3 separate regions of the Mus musculus genome follow, and regions 2 and 3 are each linked to region 1. The links are chromatin loops, found by intact Hi-C in ENCODE. Cell type or tissue: heart. All regions are shown on one strand. Region 1 holds the start of 4921504E06Rik (RIKEN cDNA 4921504E06 gene). Region 2 has its middle 30 kb from the start of Gm13348. Region 3 has its middle 11 kb from the start of Gm24670.

What was found. A loop is a pair of places that touch in the nucleus more often than their neighbours do. Peaks named below come from ENCODE experiments on the same cell type or tissue, not always from the same donor. Only the 100,000 strongest peaks of a DNase experiment are listed, where the experiment ranks them.
Region 2: it touches region 1 in a loop (2.5-fold over the local background); 8 of 42 quality-filtered maps call a loop at or near these places.
Region 3: it touches region 1 in a loop (5-fold over the local background); 2 of 42 quality-filtered maps call a loop at or near these places.

Annotation. Positions count from the first base shown.
Region 1 is chr2:19,550,328-19,558,327 of GRCm38, forward strand. 4921504E06Rik (RIKEN cDNA 4921504E06 gene) reads right to left here and starts at 3,583. Exons shown (of 17, transcript NM_027600.4): 1 at 3,447-3,583. The coding sequence starts at 3,553. In heart, no CTCF peak of the experiment used is centred here; DNase peaks (open chromatin) are centred at 3,704 and 3,794; H3K4me3 peaks cover 1,268 bases; H3K27ac peaks cover 3,585 bases.
Region 2 is chr2:19,602,933-19,610,932 of GRCm38, forward strand. No RefSeq gene overlaps it. Among named protein-coding and RNA genes, the nearest start is that of Gm13348, 30 kb to the right of the region's middle. In heart, no CTCF peak of the experiment used is centred here; no DNase peak of the experiment used is centred here.
Region 3 is chr2:19,698,761-19,706,760 of GRCm38, forward strand. No RefSeq gene overlaps it. Among named protein-coding and RNA genes, the nearest start is that of Gm24670, 11 kb to the left of the region's middle. In heart, a CTCF peak has its summit at 3,890; DNase peaks (open chromatin) are centred at 4,461 and 5,151; H3K27ac peaks cover 2,339 bases.

The sequences.
Region 1 (8,000 bases):
GTGAGGATGCACGCTTGAATCTGCACTTTTTCTTCTCCTGGTAACTCTCCAACATCCTGTCTCAAAGATGTGTAAACTCAGGTGCAACAAAAGTAAGTAACTCATCTAAAATCGTAAGCCAGGGCTGCAGACAGATCCTTCCTCTGAATCTTTGGTTTAAACAGAACTGGGATTGTAAGCTCCCCTGTCGCCCGTCTTAACTTATTGTATGATTGATTTAGAAGATCTGGCTCACCCAGAATCTAAATAAAACATGAAGGCTCAGTCTTCAGTCTCTCTTCAAATTTGAAGTAGCTCTAATTTTAGATGTTAACTCCATTGCCTAGAACAGAAGCCCACATCACAAGAACTTAGCAAAGTGGTTCCTATACAGTCCCTATTTATAGTTCAAGCGATTCTCCCAAATAATAGTTTCCTTGTTATGCATAAAGCATGGTCTTTGGAGATAATGGTTATGTTTAATAAATTAGACACAAAATTAATATGCTAACTTATACAAAATAGACCCATATAGATTTATTAATAGACTGTAGCAACACATCCCACTGAGCCCTAGAATAGTTTGTCCTAATGAATGTTCATTAATGAATTAGTCAATGAAGATGACGTCAGAGGTGCTAAATTTTCACTGTGGTGAATGGCTCAATGTTATTTAAAGAAAATATTCCCTTTTATTTCTGTTTCAAAGTGATTGTATATATACAATTGTGTATCTCTCTCTATATTTTTTTCCTGGTTGATCTCAACAAATCTCATAATTTACTTAACATCTTTGTACAAAATATTTCCTTCGTGCAAAACATGATGGACCTCTCTTCCAACCTTCAGATCCTACGACTAAACTGCTTAAATAGACGTTTATCAGTCACTGTTGGCATTCTGCACCTCAAGACGAGCTTATGACTCTCAGTCCTGTTCCTCACATCCTCTCCCAAAAAAGTTAATGACTCCATTTTTCCAGCTACTGGGCTCAGACACCGTTGAGCTTGTTTTATGCTCTGCAGGCCACCAGTGAACTCCATCACTCCCTTCCCTATTGACTGGCTAGAATCTGACCACATCTTCAGCACCTCTAAGCTGCCTCCTGCTCCCCCATGACCACCTTCCTCCTCCTGTTCCTCTTTCTTTTGAGTGCTATCTGCCTGTGTGTGGCCTGTGCACTTGTCTGCAAGCCTGTGTGCTGTGAAAGCCAGAAGTTGATGATGACCATCTTCCTCTACTGTGAGCCACCTTATTTTTAGAATAGGACCACTTGCTGAGCTCAGGCTTCAAGCTGTATCAGCTACCTTGGCTGGTATCAAGTACCTGGCATCTGTCCCCTCCCTCTGTGCTGTGCTGGGGTCACAGATGCCCTTCACCGTGCCTTGCTTTGTACATGGCTAGGGATACAAACTCAGGCCCTCACAGCAAGCCTTTTACTCAGTCCTTATGGCCGTCCTCCTTGATAGATATTATAAAAAGTCTCCTAACCGGTTTCCCAATTTATGCCTTGTCCCTGTTATAGTCTATTATTAAAACAGCAGAACTATCCATAGACAGGCAAGTCAGAGAATATCAGGACACTGGGTCATCCCCCTCTGGCTTCCCATCTCCTTTGAAATGAAAGCTTGAGCCTTTATGTTGATCTAAGACCCAGAAATGTGGCCATCAGTCTCTCCTCTGACTCATATCCAGGAGCCCACCCTGCTTGCTCTGTTATAGCCACACTGGCCTCCTTGCTTTGCCTAAATCCAGAGTCCCTACTTTCACTACCTGTTCTCTCAGCAGGGAACATTTTGGCTCCAGATGCATGTGCCTGGTTCCTGCTGTTTCCTCTTAATGTCATCTCAGAGAAGCCTTTCCTGAGAGCCGTGGTGACTTGGGGGTGTGTACACATACACCAGTTTTCTGTGCTACCTTTGCTTCTGTTTCTTCTGTCACTTGTAAATGCTGTCTGACTCATTATGTGGTTACTGACTTAACTAGAATGTATCACTTCACCAAGGCTGACCTGAGTTTATGTGAACTACCTGGCCTAACCCAGCTAGATCAGATCCCTGGGTGTCAGCCAGTATCTAGCTTCTCCCATTCATATCAGAACTCCAACCTATTTCTCTAAGCCTTTGAGTGGAAAAAAAAATGTTATGGACATTAGTGGTTCCTTAGTTCAATCAACGTGTGCTAGTAGCAATTGGCAGAGATCAGTTTGCCCCATGAGTCTGGCTGGAATGTTCTGTTGGGTACTTATTCCACTGCAGAATGTCAAGGAATCCAGGAGAGAAAGGGGCTCTTAGGAACAGATTAGACACAGCATTCCACTGTTGTCTGCCAAGAGCTGCCTGTGATATGTGCTTTTGACAGTTTTATCAAAGGTCTGTGGGTACCCTGACTTGGTTTGGCCAGCAAACCTATTAATGACTAGTTGGGGTAGAGAAGTGGAGTTCAGCAGGACTGGGTACTGGTTCAGGCCCACCATTGGGCTGGTCTAGCTATAGTCAGTCCCTTCCCCTGCTCCCTGTCCTGTCCCTGCTCCCTCTTCTCTCTCTCTTCCCCAGTGTGGGGTTTGCCTGGAATCAATAGCCTGGCTCCCTGAGGTCTCTACTTAAGGAATGGCATCACGTGGCAGTTAATCTAAGGCTATGTGCTTACTGCTTTGAAAGAGTGTTTTAAGAAAAAAAAATTCCCCATAAATGTTGACTCTACATTATCCAAATAAAAAAAGGGCTGAAGCCAAATGAGAGAGAGAGAGAGAGAGAGAGAGAGAGAGAGAGAGAGAGAGAACCTAAGGACCATGAAATAATGATTCCATTGACTGCCTGGCAAAGGCATATGGCTTGTTGTCTTTATATATTTGGCGGTGCTCCAGTTCTAGGAAAATCCATGTCAACGTCCTATTTTCCAAAAATGATGGCCTCCGGAGGTGAGATCAAGAGAGATGAATAGGTAATGAAGTGGGAGCCTCATAAATGGGGCTGTTCCCTTAAAAAGAGCCCAGGTGGAGGATAGAGAGTGGAGAAGTCAGGAGATGGCTCCCCCGCTGATCCCACTAGGGGAGGATGCAGTAAGAACGGGTTGCTTACAAGAAAGGACCGTCAGACATCAAATCAGTGCCCAGTTCTTGGACTCCAAGCCTCCAGAATCTCAAAAGAAATCTGTGTTTAAATCGGGAGTCTATGGGATCTTCTTTAAGCAACCTCATACCATTTCTGTATGGCTCTTTTCTAGACTGTACCTCGGTGAAATATTTAACAGGCCCTGTGGTCTATGGAGTAGGCACAATTAGCTACTGTCCTGTTTCCCAGATGAGCTAATAAGAGGCATAGGACCCGGTGAGAAGTCAGACGAAATTAGAACCCAGACCTGAGTCTGAGCTTTTAGCCTGTGGTTTACTTAAGAAATCAAAGGCGACGAGGCTGTGGAGAACAGGTGACCAGCTCTGAAGCGCGTGCAAGTAGCGGGCAGGTCACCTGGAATGGAATTTGAATTGCTCAATAGCCCCCTCGAGGGTCTGGAGAATCTTCCTGCATCCACGTGTCTTCGTCCATTCTTCAGTCTCAGTCTCAGCCTCCGCCATGCTCCCAACTGCTCGCTTGGAGTTCAGAGAATCTGAGTCCCAAAGCCAGAGTCCGTTGCCATGGCGACTCCCAGAGAAACCGGAGACCGGGGTGGGGGTGGGGTTGGAGGGGTGAGGATCAGGGGCGGGGCGGAGAGCGGGCGGGGGTGGAGTGGGTGAGGTGTAGGGCGGGCTCCGGAAGTGCTCCTCTGTCTCGCCAGGCCACCTGCCCCACCAGACATAAGCCTTGCGACAAAGAGCCTTCTCGGACGCCCACAAGCCAACCCGTTCCTAAATGTCTCTAGGCAAAGCTGCACCCTGTAAATAACTCTGCTGCGGCCCACTACGCCTCCGGACCCTTTCTGCTTCCTTCTCCTCCAAGGCTCTGAGCTCAGCCTCCTTTCTGGTTGGACTCTGCATTTGGGAAACTGAAGTTTCCTACGTCAACGCTCCTCCCACGTGCCTGTCAGATCTGCAGCTTGCTTGGCTCTCTCTTTTGCTTGGCCTCCTACCAAGTGTCACTCACTCTCTGCGGAGATGGAAACTAGTGACCCCATCCAATAGCTATCTCACGATATAAAGAGGCCTGGGCTTGTCAGCAATACCACAGGAGAGCAGGTGGCCTGATAAAATACTGACACCTGTCACTTGAATACACACACACACACACACACACACACACACACACACACACACACACAGGAGTGTTGCTGAGTGAAGATTTTCTTTGCAGAGATTAAACAGGCCTACATCCTTATTTAACATAAAGGACAGAATGTAAGGCATGGCATTTTACACAATATCGTGTAGTGGAATTCAATTCACTATCTACCATTATTAAGAGAAGCTATTTTAAGCGGTAAAACTACCATTTATTCTTAACTGTGTGCCAATTATTGACAAGGGACCTAAGCTTGGGGTATCATCGCTTTTAGAACTAAGTATTTTTCATCTTCATTTCACTATATTGTCTGTAAGGATATATTTATATTTATGTATATATATATATATGAATGTGTGTGTATGATGCATATGATATATGTGTATGTGTAGAGTGTATGTGTATATATATATGTGTATATGTATACTGACTCTCTCTCTCTCTATATATATATATGTATATATATATATATTCCTAATTAGCTGGATATTAGGAGTAGGAAACAGGGAAAGAAATTCACTGTAGCGATCACTGTCTTTAAACATTTAAGGCTATTATGTGCCTGCATACAGTGCCCTGGGAGATGAGAAGAAGGAAATGGAGCTGGAGTTTCACATGGTTCTTATCTGACTTGTGGTGACTGGGAACCATATTCCCTAGCCTTCTGTAAGAGCAACAATTGAAGGCATTTGTTGATCAGGCTGCATAATTACACCATCCCCCAGAAACAAGAAGCACACATACATTTTTATTGGAGCCTTGCAACAGCCCATCCAGGAGATTCCAGTTTCAGCATCCAGGGCATTAAGGAAAGAGGACCACAAGTTTGAAACTAACAACGTGACATTTCTTTTCTTGTCAGCCACCTGTGTTTTATCTCTGAGTGTTCTAGCTCAAATCACTGTTCATGTCAGACCAACATCCCACCTACCCCAAGGAGTCCTGGCACTGTCAGAGTCTTTGTCAGATTGAAGCCAGTCTTCTTTCATCAGATGTAGAAATCATTGGTGGCTTTTAGTGGAGAAGGCTCATGGACTCAAAGATAGACATTAAAAATGTGTTAATTCACTTTTGAATATTGGTCTCATTTATTTATAATTATCAAGATTCTGTTTTTATTTTTTTATTACAATAAGCAAACACTGAACAACAAACCTTGCTCTTACATTTTTGGTTGTAAACCTAGCCTTTAACGGCTGAGCCATCTCTCCAGCCCAATAAATCTTTCTTAACAGGCATAAACTGCAATGTGGGAAGAGCTCAAAGCCCTTATAATACACAGACTCCAGCCAGCCTATTAAAAGAGTGTCTTCCTTTTTCCCAAACCACCCCTGAGCAATGTAACTGCAGCATCCAAAGTTTCCAGCTTTCTAAAAGTTGAACAGCTCAAAAGCTAGAACAACCCTTCTCTTTCTCAGTCCACAGGATGGATGGCACAACTTGTGCACATGAGTATATAAATACACCATGGCTTCCTATGAAAATGTCACCTGCCAATTAGCAAGAATGATTGCACCGCAGATTAAGTAGCAGGAGGCTTTGATTAAGAGCCAAGTGGTGGCTCTGAACGTTGTAATTTATATAACCCAGTTGGACATTTTCAGTTCTGTAACTCTAGTAAAAGCCAAGAGGTTTCAGCTTAGGTTTGTAATTTAAATTCTTTTGAGAGAGTCATGCTATAGGAAGTGCTTATTTTTTCTTTATCACTAGCCATAATATATGATTATGTGGTGCGGGTGCTGTTATGTAAACTTGTTTTATGTAATGCTCCGTCCCTAACCAAAGGTCTGAAATAAAGGGTTGGGAAAGGAAGCAGTGAGACTCGAGCCAGAACAGTTTTATGTCACTAAATCCTTTAGAGGTAAAGCTAAAGAGACTAGATCACGTCTTAAGCTGGCTTGCAGCAAGTTGCCATCTCCACTGTGAATATCCACGAGTGACTGTTTGGCACCTGGTTGAAATGAAGGGGACAATGCTAGGCAAAGTAGAGAGTCTGGACAGATGTGACCCATGTTAAACTTGGGATGTTGGCTGTCAAATGTCCTTGATCACTAGAAACACTGTTTGCTCTGCTTGGAGGTAACTTTAAATCTTGAGATTTAAAGACTTGAGAAAGGAACAGGAGCCAAGAGAGAGAAGAAAGGTAAAGCTTTCAGAAGGAAGCTCCCTTTATAGGCATGTGACCTCACTGCCAAGGGTAATTCAGACTGGGCCTTCTCTCCTGGCTATGACCTCAGAACACTTTCCTATGCTGCCATTGCAGTACAGAGGGAGGAGCTTGGCACAAGTTGATATCTGAATGGAGAATAATACAGGGACAGTTATCATATTTAATGGCCTGGAAGACATCTTTATTTTACTAGATGTTAAGAAACAAATACCAGCTACAATGCTACTTTAATGTAAACTAGCAACATAAGAACATTAAAGATCTTGACTGGGAACTCTATTTCATCATGATCCAGAGGGGTCTCCTCTCCTAAGAAGTGGGGCACCCCCATAACCTAAATAAATCACCCCGTGGGACCATCAGATTGCTTGTTCTTTCCCACTGTCATAGGCTGTGAGCCAATGAACAGTTAACGTTCTCTGTATATATACATGATAAAGACTTAATCTAGGCAGCAAACATAACTTTGCACATAGTGAGTTCTGAAGACTCCTTATCTGTGACTTAACTCTCTGTGGTTTAAGTTAACCATTACCTCCAAAGATAATTCCAAATCTTACATGGAATATAGAGCAGGATATTTTGAGAAACTATACTCATAGAACTTGTATTATAGTATACTGTTCTAACTACCCTGATTTAGCCAGGTGTGGTCACATGCCTTTAATGCCAGCACTAGGGAGGCAGAGATAGGTGCATTTCTGAGTTCAAGGCCAGTCTGGCCTACAGAGAGAGTTCTAAGATAGACAGGGCCACACAGAGAAACACTGTCTCAAAGAAAAAAAGAAAGAGAGAGAGAGAGAGAGAGAGAGAGAGAGAGAGAGAGAGAGAGAGAGAGGAAGGAGGGAGGGAGGGAGGGAAGGAAGGAAGGAAGGAAGGAAGGAAGGAAGGAAGGAAGGAAGGAAAGAAAGATCCTTCTGTTTTATTAATAGTTATTACTGTGTTTGATTTATAAATTATCATATATATAAAGGAAATACACGTTCTTCTTTAGCCTGTCCTAAACAGCCTGTCCCTACATCAGGTCTAGAGAATCATGAGGTCCCCACCAGGTATATCAACTCAGATATTATCTGTCAGACAGCTAGGCTCTCCCATTAACACTCTTCACTTGCAATATAGTCTCTCTCTCTCTCTCTCTCTCTCTCTCTCTCTCTCTCTCTCTCTCTCTCTCTCTCTGAGACAAGGTCTCAGAATATACCTCTGTCTGTCTGTGTAGACCACGGTGACCTCAGACTCACAGAGATTCCTCCCTCTGCCTCTGGAGTGCTGGGATTAATGGTGTGGGCCACCATGGCCCACTAGAAAGGAATGTTTCAAGTTCTACTGTCACACTATACTAAGTCCCACTATGCTAAACAATGTAAGAAATGTCAATGCTTTCCTATTGTCGGGTTGTTGTTAAAGTTGTGATTTCTTCTGAAGTGCTAGGGACTGAGCTCAGGGCCTCATGCACTAGTCAACTCGGTTAAGGGTTGAGCTTCGTGGTGCCCAGTCAGAAGTGGTTTTACTGATTTAGTACCCCATTGATAATCAATAAATATTAAAACTAGACTCACATTGTGCATTTTGAGACACACAGATTAGATAATATAGTTCAGCATCTCCTGCCTATGCACAAACAGTTGTAAGAATCT
Region 2 (8,000 bases), 53 kb after region 1:
ACCCAACTTCCCTATTTTCTTCTGTATAAAAAGTTTGTTGCAAGTTTGTACAACCACTCTGAAATCAGTCTGGCGGTTCCTCAGAAAATTGGACACAGTACTACCAGAGGATCCCGCAATACCTCTCCTGGACATATATCTAGAAGATGTTCCAACTGATAATAGGAACACATGTTCCACTATGTTCATAGAAGCCTTATTTATAATAGCCAGAAGCTGGAAAGAACCCAGATGTCCCTCAACAGAAGAATAGATACAGAAAATGTGGTACATTTACACAATGGAGTACTACTCAACTATTAAAAATAATGAATTTATGAAATTCCTAGGCAAATGGATGGACCTGGAGGGTATCATCCTGAGTGAGGTAACCCAATCACAAAAGAACTCACATGATATGTACTCGCTGAGAAGTGGATATTAGCCCAGAAACTTAGAATACTGTCTTAGACAGGGTTTCTATTCCTGCACAAACATCATGACCAAGAAGCAAGTTGGGGAGGAAAGGGTTTATTCAGCTTACACTTCCAAATTGATGTTCATCACCAAGGAAGTCAGGACTGGAACTCAAGCAGGTCAGAAAACAAGAGCTGATGCAGAGGCCATGGAGGGATGTTCATTACTGGCTGCCTTTCCCTGGCTTGCTCAGCCTGCTCTCTTATAGAACCAAGATTACCAGCCCAGAGATGGTCCCACCCATGAGGGGCCTTTCCCCCTTGATCACTAATTGAGAAAATGCCTTACAGTTGGATATCATGGAGGCATTTCCTCAACTGAAGCTCTTTTCTCTGTGATATCTCCAGCTGTGTCAATTTGACACAAAACTAGCCAGTACAAATACCCAAGATATAAGTTGCAAAACATGAAACTCAAGAAGAACGAAGACCAAAGTGTGGTCACTTTACCCTTTCTTAGAATTGGGAACAAAACATCTATGGAAGGAGTTACAGAGACAAAGTTTGGAGCTGAGATAAAGGATGGACCATCTAGAGACTGCCACACCCGGGGATCCATCCCATAATCAGCCTCCAACCGCAGACACCATTGCATATGCCAGCAAGATTTTGCTGAAAGGACCCTGATATAGTTGTCTCTTGTGAGGCTATGCCGTTGCCTGCCAAACACAGAAGTGGATGCTCACAGTCAGCTATTGGATGTAACACAGGGCCCCCAATGGAGGAGCTAGAGAAAGTACCCAAGGAGCTAAAGGGGTCTGCAGCCCTATAGGTGAAACAACAATATGAACTAACCAGTACACCCAGAGCTCGTGTCTCTAGCTGTATATGTAGCAGAAGATGGCCTAGTCAGCCATCATTGGGAAGAGAGGCCCCTTGATCTTGCAAACTTTATATGCCCCAGTACAGGGGAACACCAGGGCCAAGAGGTGGGAGTGGGTGGGTAGGGGAGTGGAGGGGGAGGGTATGGAGGACTTTTGGGATAGCATTTGAAATGTAAATGAAGAAAATACCTAATCAAAAAGAAAAGAAAAATAAAGATGTGAAAAAAAAAGTTTGATGCTCGATTTGACAAACTACATTCAGATCCACACTCCCTTGTGTCGAATCTGTCTGTGAATTCCTGCCAACTTCTTGCCCACCTGCGACTAGAGACCCATTCCACACAGACAAGGGACCAAGAGGGTCTGCAGCAAATACTGATATCAATGATCAGTGGGGGTTTTGGGCTCCCCAGACAAGGTCAGAGAAGAAGAAGCCCTGCTGGTAAAGGGAGTCCCCCATTTTGTGATGAGCTCAGAAGGCTATCCAGACAATTGTAGACTTTTGACCTTAATAAGCAGAGCCCAACAATTATTGACATGAATATATGTACAAATAATAATATTCTTAAAGGACTTCTCGGAAGTAGTGACGTTTTTCAGTTTCTTTGTTTGAGGTTAGTTACATAAGCATATTGAGTCTGTGAATGTTCTTTGAACTGAAATTTTATGTGTCCATCTCTGTAGTGTATTGAGCATTCAAAATGGTTTTAAATATTTATTATTTCAACTTGATTTTGTTTTGTTCCTCTGTGATGCTGGAGATGAAGAACCACATGCTAGGTATTTACTTTACCACTGAGGTATATGTTAACTAATTATAATAATATTAATGGTGTTTTAAAAGAAGAAAGGTACAATAATATGCCATCTATACATATAAAGGCATGTTTGAACATAGAATAGTGTTCAGAAATTTTATAGAGAAGAAAACCAACAGACATGATTATTTAACGAGATCCTCTATTTTATAAGTATCAACTTTCTTCCACAACAAAAACCTTTTTTCTTACTACATAATTATAAAGATGCATTCATTACATTGGGCTTTAAAATAACTTCTCTCTTTGATCTTATTTCTGTTGAAAGATATATCTGCACCTCCCCACTTTATTGGGGGAAAGTGTGGAGAAAATTGAACCTCCTCATTCACTCTAGATGGGAGTAAAGCTCAGGACAGACTCTTCACGGGTCACCCTGGGAGTAGCTATAAAAACATATAATGTTCGTATGAATTTGTTGAAGCAACTGTGCTTCAAGAATCATGCCAGAAATGCCCTGAGAACTCCAAGGCACTTTTCTTCTTCAGTCATCTGGTTAATCTTGATCGCCAGCTTCCCTGTATGAAGCAGTGCTTGTTCATTTAGTGAAGCACACCTGGTGTGTCTGGGAGAATATTTCAGAGGATTAACTAAGCGGTAAATCTTTCTGGAACGTATGCAGTGCTATCCACAGTTCGGGACCGAGTGGACTGATGGAGGCGCAAAGAAGAGAGCACACGCACACTCTGCGACCCTGCCCCTGCCAGGTTAAGCCTCTCCAGCAACACCCTTCGGCCCGAGCATGTGGGCCAACCATGTGCCAGGCCTCTGAAAATGAGCAAGATCTTCCTTCTTAACTTACACTGGGTATATTTTTACCATGATGACAATGACGTAACCGATAACATTCATACAACTAATTTGCTGAGGGCAGTAGACTCAGCACCTGGACCAGGGTGGAGCAGGAAACAAGACAAGTCCATTCATGGCTCACAACAGAGTTCATGAGCAAATGAGAAACCATCCAACTCATGTTTTTGTTTGCTCATGAAATGTAAAATGATGGAAAAGGGATCTGGGCTCTGTGGTACATACTTTTAACTCCAGCACTCAGAGGCAAGCGGATCTCTATTAGTTCAAGGGTAGCCTGGTCTTCATAGCGAGTATCAGGACACCCAGGGCTACATGAAGGGATTCTGTCTCAAAGCAAAACACAAAAGACAAATGAAGCCAATGATGCATTATTTAACTAAATATTGCCTCATTTCCAGTGAAGAAACACAGGGGACTATGGGAATTTAGACCTGAACCAGTTTGGAGATGAGAAACAGGAAACTGTAAAAAGCATGGAAGTTCATGATCAGAGATAAGTTTAAAACAGCAAATCTGCAAACAGAACCATCTAAGGTTGTAACCAACAATTTGAGGGCAGAGAAGCATGTCTCAGACTGATATAAAATGATAGATGGCAGGGTTTTACATGACCCCCCTTTTTTGGGAGGGTGTGTTTCAAGACAGGGTTTCTCTGTAGGTTGTCTTGGAACTCACTCTGTAGATCAAGCTGGCCTCAAACTCACAGAGATCTGCTTGTCTCTGTCTCTCAACTGCTGAGATTAAAAGTGTACTGCTGCTGATCACATTTTTTTAAAAATGAAAACAATTACATCATGTTCTTAAACATACATAGAATACACAAAATATGATTTAATTTGGGTGCATGTGTGTGTTTGGCCATTCACCATAACCTAATTCTGACTTGCTCCTGGCTTCTTCTAGGGCATCTGTGTGGACATTTTCCAGCATTCCTTTCATCCATGGCAAGTGACTAAGTCCTCAAAATTAATGCTTGGAGCAGTGAGCAGGCCTAGACTCACAGAGAGTAGGCATGCTTCCTTTCCTCTCTTTCCCTTTATCTCCAACGGAACCCAGACTTCATGATGACCTACCTCTACCCATGCAGACCATAATAATTTCTTGGGCACACTGGGAGTCAGATTGGTGACATAGAAGGAAGGAACCTGGATCCTCTTTTTTTTTTTTTTTGTCCATTTTTATTTTTTTTCAATTTTTTATTAGATATTTTCTTCATTTACATTTCAAATGCTATCCTGAAAATCTCCTATATCCTCCCCCTGCCCTGCTCCACTACCCACCCATTCCTACTTCTTGGCTCTGGTGTCCCCTGTACTGGGGTATATAAAGTTTGTAAGACCAAGGGGCTTCTCTTCCCAATGATGGCCGACTAGGCCATCTTCTGCTACATATGCAGCTAGAGACACGAGCTCCGGGGGGTACTGGTTAGTTCATATTGTTGTTCCACCTATAGGGCTGCAGACCCCTTCAGCTCCTTGGGTGCTTCCTCTAGCTCCTCCATTGGGGGCCCTGTGGAGCATGGATCCTTAAATGACCATAAGAAGTACAAGTCTTTTGACCTAGACTTACTACCTTGACTTTGAAAACAGACACTATTTTCTTTAGCAGTTTTAGTTTTAGAAAACTTCAGAGATCTTGTGAATGTCCAGGCCTCTTCTTGTTTCTCTTCTTACTATATCTTGAAATTATATGGTACATTTGCTATAATTTTGAACCAATATGGGTACAAAATGTTATTATTAAAGTCTAGTTTTATAATGCGGTACTAAGTTACATATAAGTAGAGTCACATATGTGTTTATTTCTTAGTTACATACTGCCTGTCAATTAGTGATACCACCACCACTAACCTCTACTAACTCTGTGGGTTTTGCGAATTATGATGTGCAGTCATTATCACAGAGTCAGAGCATAATCCTACTGTTATCATGTGGTCGTTTTCTGTATGTTCCCATAGTGATACACCTTCTCCAACAGGGTCATGCATAGTTCTCCCCAAATAGTTCCATAAACTGAGAGACAAATATTAAAATATGTGGACTCATGGAGTCTTCTCATTCAGACCACCACACTCATATAATTAATATAGCATATGAGGTAGATACTAAGTTAAGCTCATGTCAATCATCCCAACAACACCCTATGAGCTGGTTACTATTATAAGATCCATTTCTCAAATGAGGAACCCTTCCAAGGACACATAGTATGTGTGTGGGCAGAGCCAGTCTTTATTTAAGCCTAGGTTTGTTTTCATTCCAAGTGTGAACTCTTAAGCACACTGCTCTGTCTAGGAGGAAGTATCAGAGGGTCCTCTTGAACACAGGCGTATGAAGAAAAAGCCTCAACACCAGAAACAGAAGGCTTCAAGGGCTTCTCTAAATACAATTCATTATTATCCAGATAGGGAAATTGAGTACCATAGTCTTTGGTGTCATGCTTCATAGCAGAGTCAAACCAGAAATAAATTGTGTTTCATAGTCTGTTCTTTGCCTCATGGGTCTCTGTATTTGAATGGTGGCATTGTATGCTGTGCCTGCCAGCTACAGAATGTCTGTCAGTCACGCATTGTTGGTGAAAGAAAGAAAGAAAGCTTACTTCAGAAACATAGATGATCTCTGTATCCTGTCTTTCTCTCATATAACTTTGAATTTATGAATCTCTGGAAAAGACTCCCATGAAGTGATAGCTGAAATATATCCATCGTTTTAGGCATTCTGCAATAAGTTGCTAAATGTATAATCTTGACACAAACTGCTTGATGAAAAGCAAGTGGTTTCCATGACATCCAAGACAGCATCTACAGCATGCAAACACCTTCCTAATATAGGTTTTTTTTCCTAGTAAAAATAGAAAGCTGAAATATCAGTGTATTTAGGTTGGAGGGGGGCTTGAAAAATGAAGACATTTCACTTTCTTCAAAACCACTATTTTAATTCTTGCCAATGTACTTGCAGTCATCCACAGTATTCACACCATGACATTTGCCTGTTTATTTGAGGCCTGTGTTGCTGAAAGCTATTAATAGATAATGATTAGAACTACTTTGTAGTCGGTTTCATGGGGTTGATGCTCACTCTGTCACCGAGCATGTATTTCCTTCTTGTGAGAATCAGAGACTGGCTGAATAAAAAGAATCTAAATCACCCAGACCTTGTTCTTCAGTAATAACAACAACAACAATACACACACACACACACACACACACACACACACACACATGTTTTCTGCATGGAACAGCAAGGTACCTACCCAGTTGTATTTCTATGTGTCTTTTAGTGGCTATTCCAAGATTCCAAGGATAAACTCCTGGGAGAGATAAGAACACTATCTAATTACCCCTAAAGAATATATATTTCTCTCCCACCATTTTCCATCATGGTACCTTATCTGTTTCCTCTGGGAGTCAGCATAGGAAAGAGGAGACACTGACATGCAGAGTCTGTCTTGGCATTTACAGTTGTTCGATGTAAACAATATTACTGAATGTCAAACAAGGCTCTTATGAGACCTTGACAAAACAAATCAAACCAAACCTACTTCATAAATGTAAGGCTAGACAAGAACAAGGCTAATGTGTGGCCCACTCAAAATTTTACCTCTACACTTAACTGTGCAGCTTTTGCTTCTTCAACACTGGCAAAAGTACCTCCGTGTTTAGCATTGTTCATAACTGAGCCTACACTCCAACCTACCAGTAGAGAGAATCTGTTATACGCATCACTTATCAATTTAAAAAGAGCCTATGGCCAATGAGTTGGTGCAGGAAATAGGAGGTGGGGCATCTGGCAGAGAGAGAGAGGATTCTGGTAAATCGTCAGGAGCTTGGAGACTCTATTGGAACATAGAGGAGGTCAGAATCATGGGAGCTAAGCAGAGATAACCAGCCATGTAGAGGAATTCAGGTTATAATAAAGAGGAGGTTCTCCCTGGACATGGACCCATGAAACTGAGGAGAGGTAACAAACCATGTGGAGGATATAAAATAGTTTGAATGGGTTAAATAAGTTATGATCTAGTCAGGGAATGAGCCAAAGCCTGTGTCCTAGGCATTTAAGCAGGGGCTGGGAGGAAAAACTTGAATTAATTTTTTACTCTCACCCACCAGCACACCAGCATTTTTCCACCCTCTCTTTCTGACAAACCACAGGACTCGTCATGTGTTTAATCTTCAACGAAATGGCCAAAATCAACCTTTTCAACTACAGGAAGGCTCCTGGTAGGCTTTGGATGGAGGGAATCGGCTCTTGTTTTAAGTTGCTTCCTCTTGCTGTGATTAAAAACCAGGACTAAAACCAACTTGGGAGGAAAGGGTGTGTTTCGGTGTTTAGCTTACAGTCCATCCTGAAGGGACGTCAGGGCCAGAACTGAAGCAGACGTGGTGGGGTATGCTGCTTACTGGCTTGTCTTGCAGCCTCATGTTCATCTACTTTTCTTATACCTTTTAGGACCACCTGCCTGTGCTGCGGGATAGCAGCACACCCACAGTGAGCTGGGCCCTTCCAAACAGTAATCATTGATCAAGAAAATGCCTCCAGGTAGTCTGGTGGAACCGTTTTCTCAAATGAGGTTCTTTCTTTCAAAATGACGCTACTTTGTGTCAAGTTAACAACAACAAAACAAAATGAGCAATCAAAACTAACCGGTACATTGTCTTCATCACTTGTATTAGTTTTCATGATTCAATGTTTGCTTTTCTTAGGTTATCTTCTCCAAGAAGGCAAATATTTTAGAGTGCAGAGACCACATCTATCCTGTTCTGTGTGACAGTCTCTTATTCTTTATTAAGTATGGTGGGCGTCTAATACTTGCTAACTAAAAGAATGGACACCTGATGAAATTCATATATATCCTCTTGTCCTCTCCTCCCTCTTGCACAGCTAGAAAGCCCACATTTTAGTTATAATTTAAGTTTATGCCTTTTGAAATTGAGAATACACACTGGAACATACACTTTAAAATACCTTTTGAACTCTAATATTGTTTTAGCTTTTTTTTGTTGTTGTAGTACTAACAATGTTGGGCCCAAAAACTTGAATTTCGCAGTAACTACAATAAAGGTGTTTCTTAGACAAATGGATGGATCTGGAGAA
Region 3 (8,000 bases), 150 kb after region 1:
ATGATTTACCTGAATGATTTTCAGAAGGCAAAATTTCTTGAGGTGTTTGGCTTTTGTCTTGATAATAACCCTTTGAAGATATATGCTTTGTAAGCTACAGGAGGCTGTGCTGGCCTGCTTTCTTGCATTGCTCTGATGCTGTCCACTGTTGCCTCCTATGTTTTGGAGGGTGATAGTTACTCCTGTGTTCTACCTCCCACAATATTTCAGATTGCAGTTGATATCTGTTATTCTAAGTTACTTTTTGTTTCTTAAAAACATCTTTTTTATGACCAGGAAAGAGTGTTCTTTCCAATACTTTCTAACTATCTTATATTTAGAAATATAAAATATAATTTTCTCTGGGCATTGTGAGGTACTCCTATAATCCCAGCAGTTATGAAATAGAAGAGGCAAGATAATTGCAACAGTTAGTCTTGCTTGTGTTACAGAGTGAGATTCTGTCTTTAAAAACAAGAATATTTGCAATTTTTTTTGTTTCCAAAGCACCAAAATTATTTCTGAGTGTTTTATAGCACAATAATATATTACTCGTATGTTTCCTGTTGAGATATTTTTTTCTTCATTTTTAGCTTTTTATTGGCTCTTTGTGAGTTTTACATCATGTACCTTAATTCCATTCATCTCCCCCTTCCCTCGTACCTACCCTCCACCCTTGCAACCTTCCTAGTAAAACAAAACAAAATATTTCATTGTGGAAGCTGTAGTGTGTCACAGTGTGTCCTATAATATACCAATTTGTCCATATTTCTTTGCTGGAAAAAGTTCCTTGTGATGATTTGTAGGTCTGGTATGAGGTCTCTGGCTTCTTCTAGTCTATTGATACTGGAACCTCATGGAGACTCCTCTGGGATATCCTGTTGTTGTCCTGTATCATAAAGATCCCGAACTTTTGGATCTGTAGGACCAGTCCCTTCATGCTCTCCAGCAGTTCATCTGTGGGGAAGATAATTGCGGTGAGTCAATGCAAAGCCCGAGGTCTGGGCTTGAGAGGTATCTGAATTTGTCATGCCATCAGCTCTCCTGCTGATACCTTTGGGGCTGGCTCACCAGCAACCACAACCAGGGCCAGCTCTACCCTGCTCCCCAGGCAAGCTTCAGGGCCTCTTCTCCTGGGTGCTGCAGCCAGTGCAGAACATGACCAGTTCTCCAACTCTCATGACCATGGTTCCAGTTCTCTATCCTGCCATAGATGGCAAGGGATGAGGGAAGGGAGGAGGGCATCTCTTCTTAGTCTGAGTCTTTGTGCAGCAGTCAAAAGACAGAGATAGGTCTCCTACACTCAGACTCTCAGGGCTGGCTTATCTGCAACCCCCACATTCAGGGCCAGTTCTACTGTGCTGCCCAGATGAAGATGTAGGCCTGCTATCCTGAGTGCTGTATCTGGTGAGGGCAGGGACAGCCCTCTGGCTCTGATGACCCCAGGGTCAGCTCTCCTACTTGCTATTGGTGGCAAGCCATCTCTCACTCGCCCATGTTGAAAATTTTTTTTCAATGATTGAATGAAATTACAAACACTCATTTATACAACTATTTAAATATCTGTCTTCTCTTAAGGTCCCAGATAGTAGTTGTTTACACCTGTGAGTCTCTAATGTCAGGGTGTTCCTGAACTATCTAGACAGCATTAGACCCCCTCATTTATGATGCACTAGGCTTGGAGAAAAGCCCATCTCTTACCTTTAAAACAGGCCTTTAGTTGTGCAGGGGCTTCTTGGCTGGGGTGTCCATTAGTCTCAATGTCTAGAGGGAGACATTGTTCACAGAGCCTCCTAGTGCTAGAAAGTTACTGTGGCTGATAGACTAAGATCTTTCATGCATGTTCTTATTGTAAAACCCCAGGCCTCATAGTCTCATTTAATTTCATGCTTTTTGGAAGCTGGACAATGGAAAAGGGCTGATGTCATTTACCCCAAGTCATCTGTGGGAAGGAAAGGTATGAGAGGAAGGGGCTAGCCCCAGAAAAGCTGAGCAGAATGTCCAGGTGGAGGGTTGCTCAAGGCAAGTGCAAGTTATACACCTCTACTCACTCGGAGTCTGTATAACGTGTGGGGATGGTAGAAATGAACAACTGATAGACAGCCTAGGGATTGAAGTTTCTCATTGATTTCTTTCATTAATCTCTAACAAGCTCCAGGCTATAGATAATGGCATCCTCACATGTATAGATTCTGACATGCAGGAGGGTAATTGAGCTGCTCTAACACCTTGTAGTTGCCCCAGCTCAGACTCTACAAAGTTTGTTTGTAAAGTCTGCTATGGGTGTGTGGATAAGTTTGAGAAGAGAAGGCATACAGGCATGTTGCATGCTGAAAACAAACAAACAAACAAACAAACAAACAAACAAGATAAGGTAAAAATTCAGAAAGTGATAACTTGATGTGCTGATGGAAAGGAAGACAAGTTACCAGTGTAAACTCAGAGCCTGTGTAAGACAAGAAGTCAAGGCAATGTGAAGACTCACTTTCATTTTCCCTGTGGAGCTGGGATTGAGCCCAGGACCGTGTGTTTACTAGACAAGAGGTCTACCATTGAGTCACATCCTCAGGCCTCACTTTTTATGAGATTTGGCATTAAAAAGGAAAAAGTCAAGAAAATGAAAGTTGAGGATTAAAGTCTCCCCTGAAACAGGCACTCATGTGATGGGTGGTTGTGAATTCAAGCAGGCCTGTTAGAGTTTGCTCCTCAATTTTTTAATCTGAAGAGCAAGTGGCCCTGATGCTTGTTTTCCCTGTTCTACTTACTGGGATACAAACAATCAGGAATCCAGTCTTGTTAGACTTCCTGCCAAATATACTTCATTATGTAACTGGGCAAGGTGTACATAGTCTCTTACATAAGAACAGGTTTTGCTGCCGTGTCTCCAGATGGGTGGTGAGGACTCTTTAGCTTATGTGCATATGGCATGTGGGGTGTTGCTGAGAGTATTATCTGGATGACTTTCCATTTTTTTGACCCGGGCTTTAAAGATCGGGTGAGATAAAATTCATTCTAAACACATTTAATATCATAAGAATCAACTCTATTATATTACGGGTTGGAAATGTTTAGCAAGTTATCCAAAATAAATGAAATATAAGACATTGATTCATGTGGTCAATCCATTCATAGAAAGGAGAGTATAAATTATTTTTCCTGCTATGAACTCACTATTTTATATTTTGATTTTTGGGATTACAGTGAAAATAACTTATAAGTGACTATAGTTACTTTTTTATGTAGCATGAATAAAAATATTTTTAGTTAAATTATTACTGAGTCTCTAAATACTTAACATGGAAACATTCACACTATGGAAACATATGCTAGCATGGCTTCCATTCTTTTTAGGTTGGATCAAGCAGGTTAGAAAGTAGTTAACAAAGTAATCTTTTGAGGTCTGCAAGAGATATACAATCCATGCATGTTCAATACAGAGGAATCATTTCCCCCATTATTTTGATATTTAGTCACTGGATACAACAGGATACACAGATGTAGAAGCATTACTTACTGACTGTAACAAAGATGCCTGTCCATACCCAGCAGAAAAGGACATTATTGTCATTCTGTGACCTCTATGAACTGACATAGATTTGGGAGACAGCTTATGGATTGTTATTCAAAGCTTGCAACCTGTTAAGAATTCCCCCTGTGGATTAGTATGAAGCATGTACTTAAAGGTGCATATCTTTGTTATTGCCATTGTTAGTAATATTGTTGTTTTGTTTCTTGAAGCAGGATATCCCTGGTTACCCTGGAACTTGTCCTGTATACCAGGCTGGCCTCATATCTGCCAGTCTCTGCCTCCTAAGTTTTGAGGTTAAATGCTTGAATGCACCACCATTACTACACCAATTGGTGTCCTTCACCAACTGGAAGACCAGGGAGCAAACAGACATTCAAGCTCCCCCTAGAGTCCCTGCTTGCTATTCATGTAAGAGTTTTACTTGTGGGTAATTTCTAGGCCAGTGATATTACCCCCTTCTTCTAAGTCCCCTTAAAGTAATCTCCAATATTAGAAAATTCCTTTGGGTTACCTAATCCTCAATAATACATGTGTGTGTGTGTGTGTGTGTGTGTGTGTGTGTGTGTGTGTGTGTGTGTGTGTATGTATGTGTGTATGTGTGTATATGTGTGTGTGTGTATGTGTGTGTGTGTTCACAAATTATATATAGTACCATTGTACTGATATTTAAGTAGTATATATAGTGCCATAGCTCATTATATATACACCATAACCCAAATATTCATAAATATAACCTCTCTCTACATATACCTTATACATAGAATTTTTCTGTGTCTCTGTTTCTTTTTCTAAGTAATATTATTCATGTATAATAGGAAAGCCATTAGAACAATGCCTGACACAGACTAAGCCCAAAGTTACAGCAATATTATTACCTAAAAGGGAAAGCAGAATGAGTCATTTTCAATGACATCATCAGCCAAGAGTGACAGCCAAGTGCTGGGGCTTCAGCCAGCTCCCAGTTAGACAGGCTGGTTCAGGGAAGAGAAAGCTGACAATAGGCAGGTGGTCCACCCAGACATTTGCTAGGGTCTCTTTAGGGTGAGGCTAGGTAAGGAGGAACAATCTACAGATTTCTTTCCAGAAAGCTACACCTTCCTTGGTAGGCTGGTATGTACAAGCTCAAACTTGCACAGCCTCAGAAGGGTGCTTCTTTCTGCCAGCCAAGATCCTAGCTGCACTAGAGAGAAAGGGTTCTCTCTCTCTCTCTCTTTCTCCTCCCCTCCCTCCCTCCCTCCCTCCCCCCCTCCCTCCCTCCCTCCCTCCCTCTCTCTCTCTCTCTCTTTTTCTTTCTTTCTTCCTTTCTTTCTTCCTTTCTTTCTTTCTTTCTTTCTTTCTTTCTTTCTTTCTTTCTTTCTTTCTTTCTTTCTTTCTTTCTCTCTCTCCACCCTCAATTCTTATCCACATGTGGCAAAAAGTGACTCATTTATCTCTTTAAATATAGGGACAAATACTGTTTAAAACCAATCTCTCTAATCAAGGCATCACAATGCCTCCTTAAGATATATATTTAGCACTGTTGCCATGGCCACTGTTTTCAGTTTGGGTGCCTGTCATTTGGCCACTCCAGCTTGGCAGTGTGTGATGGAAACATTCCATTGGCCTCTTTGCACCAGGTCTGGATCGTCACACAGGGACTCAATCAGGTGGCCGACAGAGTTGCTGTGTGTTCAGTATTAGCGCTGCCAACATTGGGATCTCACTTTGATTGACAGGTTACTGAGCCTCCAGGGATTCCATTCTAGTCTTTGTAAATGGAGGGCGATAAGGCATCCTGTAAAGCCATTTCAGGTTCTGATGTCATATTTGCTTGATGTGACTTGTCGCATCAGGAAGTAGTTCACAAAGTTCACAGCTCTTAAGGCTTTTCTTTCCTCTATCTCACAAATGCAACTCTGTTCAAAAACACTCTCAAATGGATTTGCTCTGAGACCCTGAAGTTGCCATGACAGTTAATACTCCCTGGAGTTCTGTTCCTGTAGTCTGAAGTGGCCTTTGCTCTGTTTTCTGGAGGCTTCCAAAATTCAACTGGTTCATCAGAAAACTTCCCAGAGCTGTAAAACTATGGGAGGAGTTTGATTCCAGCATCAGGAAGGTAAATCTGAACAGGAAGAGCCTGTGCTGTCAGGACTGTCCAGCACTCTTTTCCCATGGAGAATTCCCATGTAATAACTTTGCATAGCATTTTGAGCAGGGTCACTTGGCAGACAGGAATATGGTGACACTTTCTAGGCACCTAGCCACATTATTCCTTAAAGTTTACAACACATTGCCCAGCAACTGTGGAGAGAGGATATGCAAAGAAAATTCCCAAAGTACTGAGATTACAAGTGTGCATCACTATGGGGCTTAGTGTGCTCTTTTGTGCATGATTATGTGTGCTCATATGTGCAGGTGCACATGTGAGCATATACACATGAAGGCAAAATAGCTTGGCTCACTGAGTATCTTCCTGGTCTCATTTTTCCATTTTTAATGGGTACTTAGGAGAAAGTAAGCTGAATACTAGTGGGCATTCATCATTACCTTCCATTCCTGCTTATGGAAACAACATCATCAGCTCCCTCAAGTTCCTGCCACTATAACTTCCCTGCTGTGATAGACTCTGACCTGAAACTGTGATCCAAAATAAGCCCTTCCCCATTGTGTTACATTTGTCTGGATACTTTATTGCAGAAACAGAAATGACACCCAGACAGACACTCTAGATATGAAGAGGATATAGCAATAATTATTCTTGAGGCACCAAGGAACTTGATGCCTGTTTCAAGGTCACCTTAACCTTAAAACAAGAGATGGCTCAGGACCCTTGAGGGAATCCATGCTCTGGGAGAATGAAGACTGCTATTCGTGAATGTCTTCTCCAATGCTCATGGTGAAATTTAACCTTTGATGTGACAGTTTGCAGAGGCAAGGAGTCAGGGCTGTGACTTCAGTATGATCTGTCTCACCAAGAACATGGAAACATGGTTCCTACCTGCAGCTTTGTTGAGGTAGGGCCTACTAAGAGGCATTTAGGTCATGAAGGGAGCTCTCTTGAGTGGGATGATGCCTTTCTTGAATGACATCTCCCATTCGAAGGGTTGGTCAATTACCATGAGAGGGGAGTGGGTTCTCTAAGGGAAGTCTGTCTTCTGCATACATCCACTCACTCTACTGTTGTCTGCCGTGAGTTAAGGCTGTGTGATGCATTCCCCAGAAATGGAGTTGAAGTTGATGCCTTTTCTGTTTCCATATTGTCTTAGTCAGGGTTTCTATTTCTGCACAAACATCATGACCAAGAAGCAAGTTGGGGAGGAAAGGGTTTATTCGGCTTACAATTCCATACTGATGTTCATCACCAAAGGAAGTCAGGACTGGAACTCAAGCAGGTCAGGGAGCAGGAGCTGATGCAGAGGCCATGGAGGGATGTTCTTTACTGGCTTGCCTCACCTGGCTTGCTCAGCCTGCTCTCTTATAGAACCCAAGACTACCAGCCCAGAGATGGTCCCACCCACAAGGGGCCTTTCCCCCTTGATCACTAATTGAGAAAATGCCTTACAGTTGGATCTCATGGAGGCATTTCCTCAACTGAAGCTCCTTTCTCTGTGATAACTACAGCTGTGTCAAGTTGACACAAAACTAGCAAGTACACATATCTATAGGCCAAACTCACCTACTCCCAGGTACTCTGTTACAGTAACAGAATTCAAATATGAGAGACACTTAGGTCAAAAGGGTAGCTTAACAAATGATGTTCTCACAAGTGTGAGCTAGCTGTCACAAGAATAGGTAGTTACAAATTTATTCCAGCCCCTCACACTTTTCAGTGTCTCTGTTTGCAATGGTCAGTTTTGATAGTCAACTTGATTAGATTGATAAATACTTAGATTAGTTACTGGACTTTTGGGTGTGTTTGTGGGGGTGTTTTCAAAGTGTTTAACATATGGAATAGTAACTGTGTGCATGCTCATGTGAGAGTGTGCATACTTGTGTGTGTGTGTGTGTGTGTGTGTGTGTGTGTGTGTGTGTGTGTGAGCGATGTGAATTAAGACTTGGGGAATAAGAAAAGAAAGAAGGCAAAAGAAGAGAACACAAGTATTCTCTTTCTCTAATATTTGGCTACCATATGACTTTCCCTGTTATTCCAAAGCCTAACCAACAGATGGACTGGAACTTCAGAAACCATGATCCAAAGTAGATTCTTCCTTGAAGTGGAAACTTGTGGTTTCTTTGAAAATTCAGTTATGTCAAATGATGTTTTGCTGGGGCACACAGGTGAAAGGGTATTTTGCTAAAGCAGCCACGTGAAAAGAATGTAAATATGACCCCATAGACAGGGAGCTGGAGCATTAGTTTGCCTAGGTTTGCCTTGCTCTGCCTCACTGTTCTTTGCTGATGATGGACATATATTAGTTCACCTTATGTTGCATGCCGAGCTTCCCTGGTGGTGACTTTATAGAGAGAAACTCACCAAAGAACTTCCTGCAGCTTCGTGATGCTTCCTCAGACT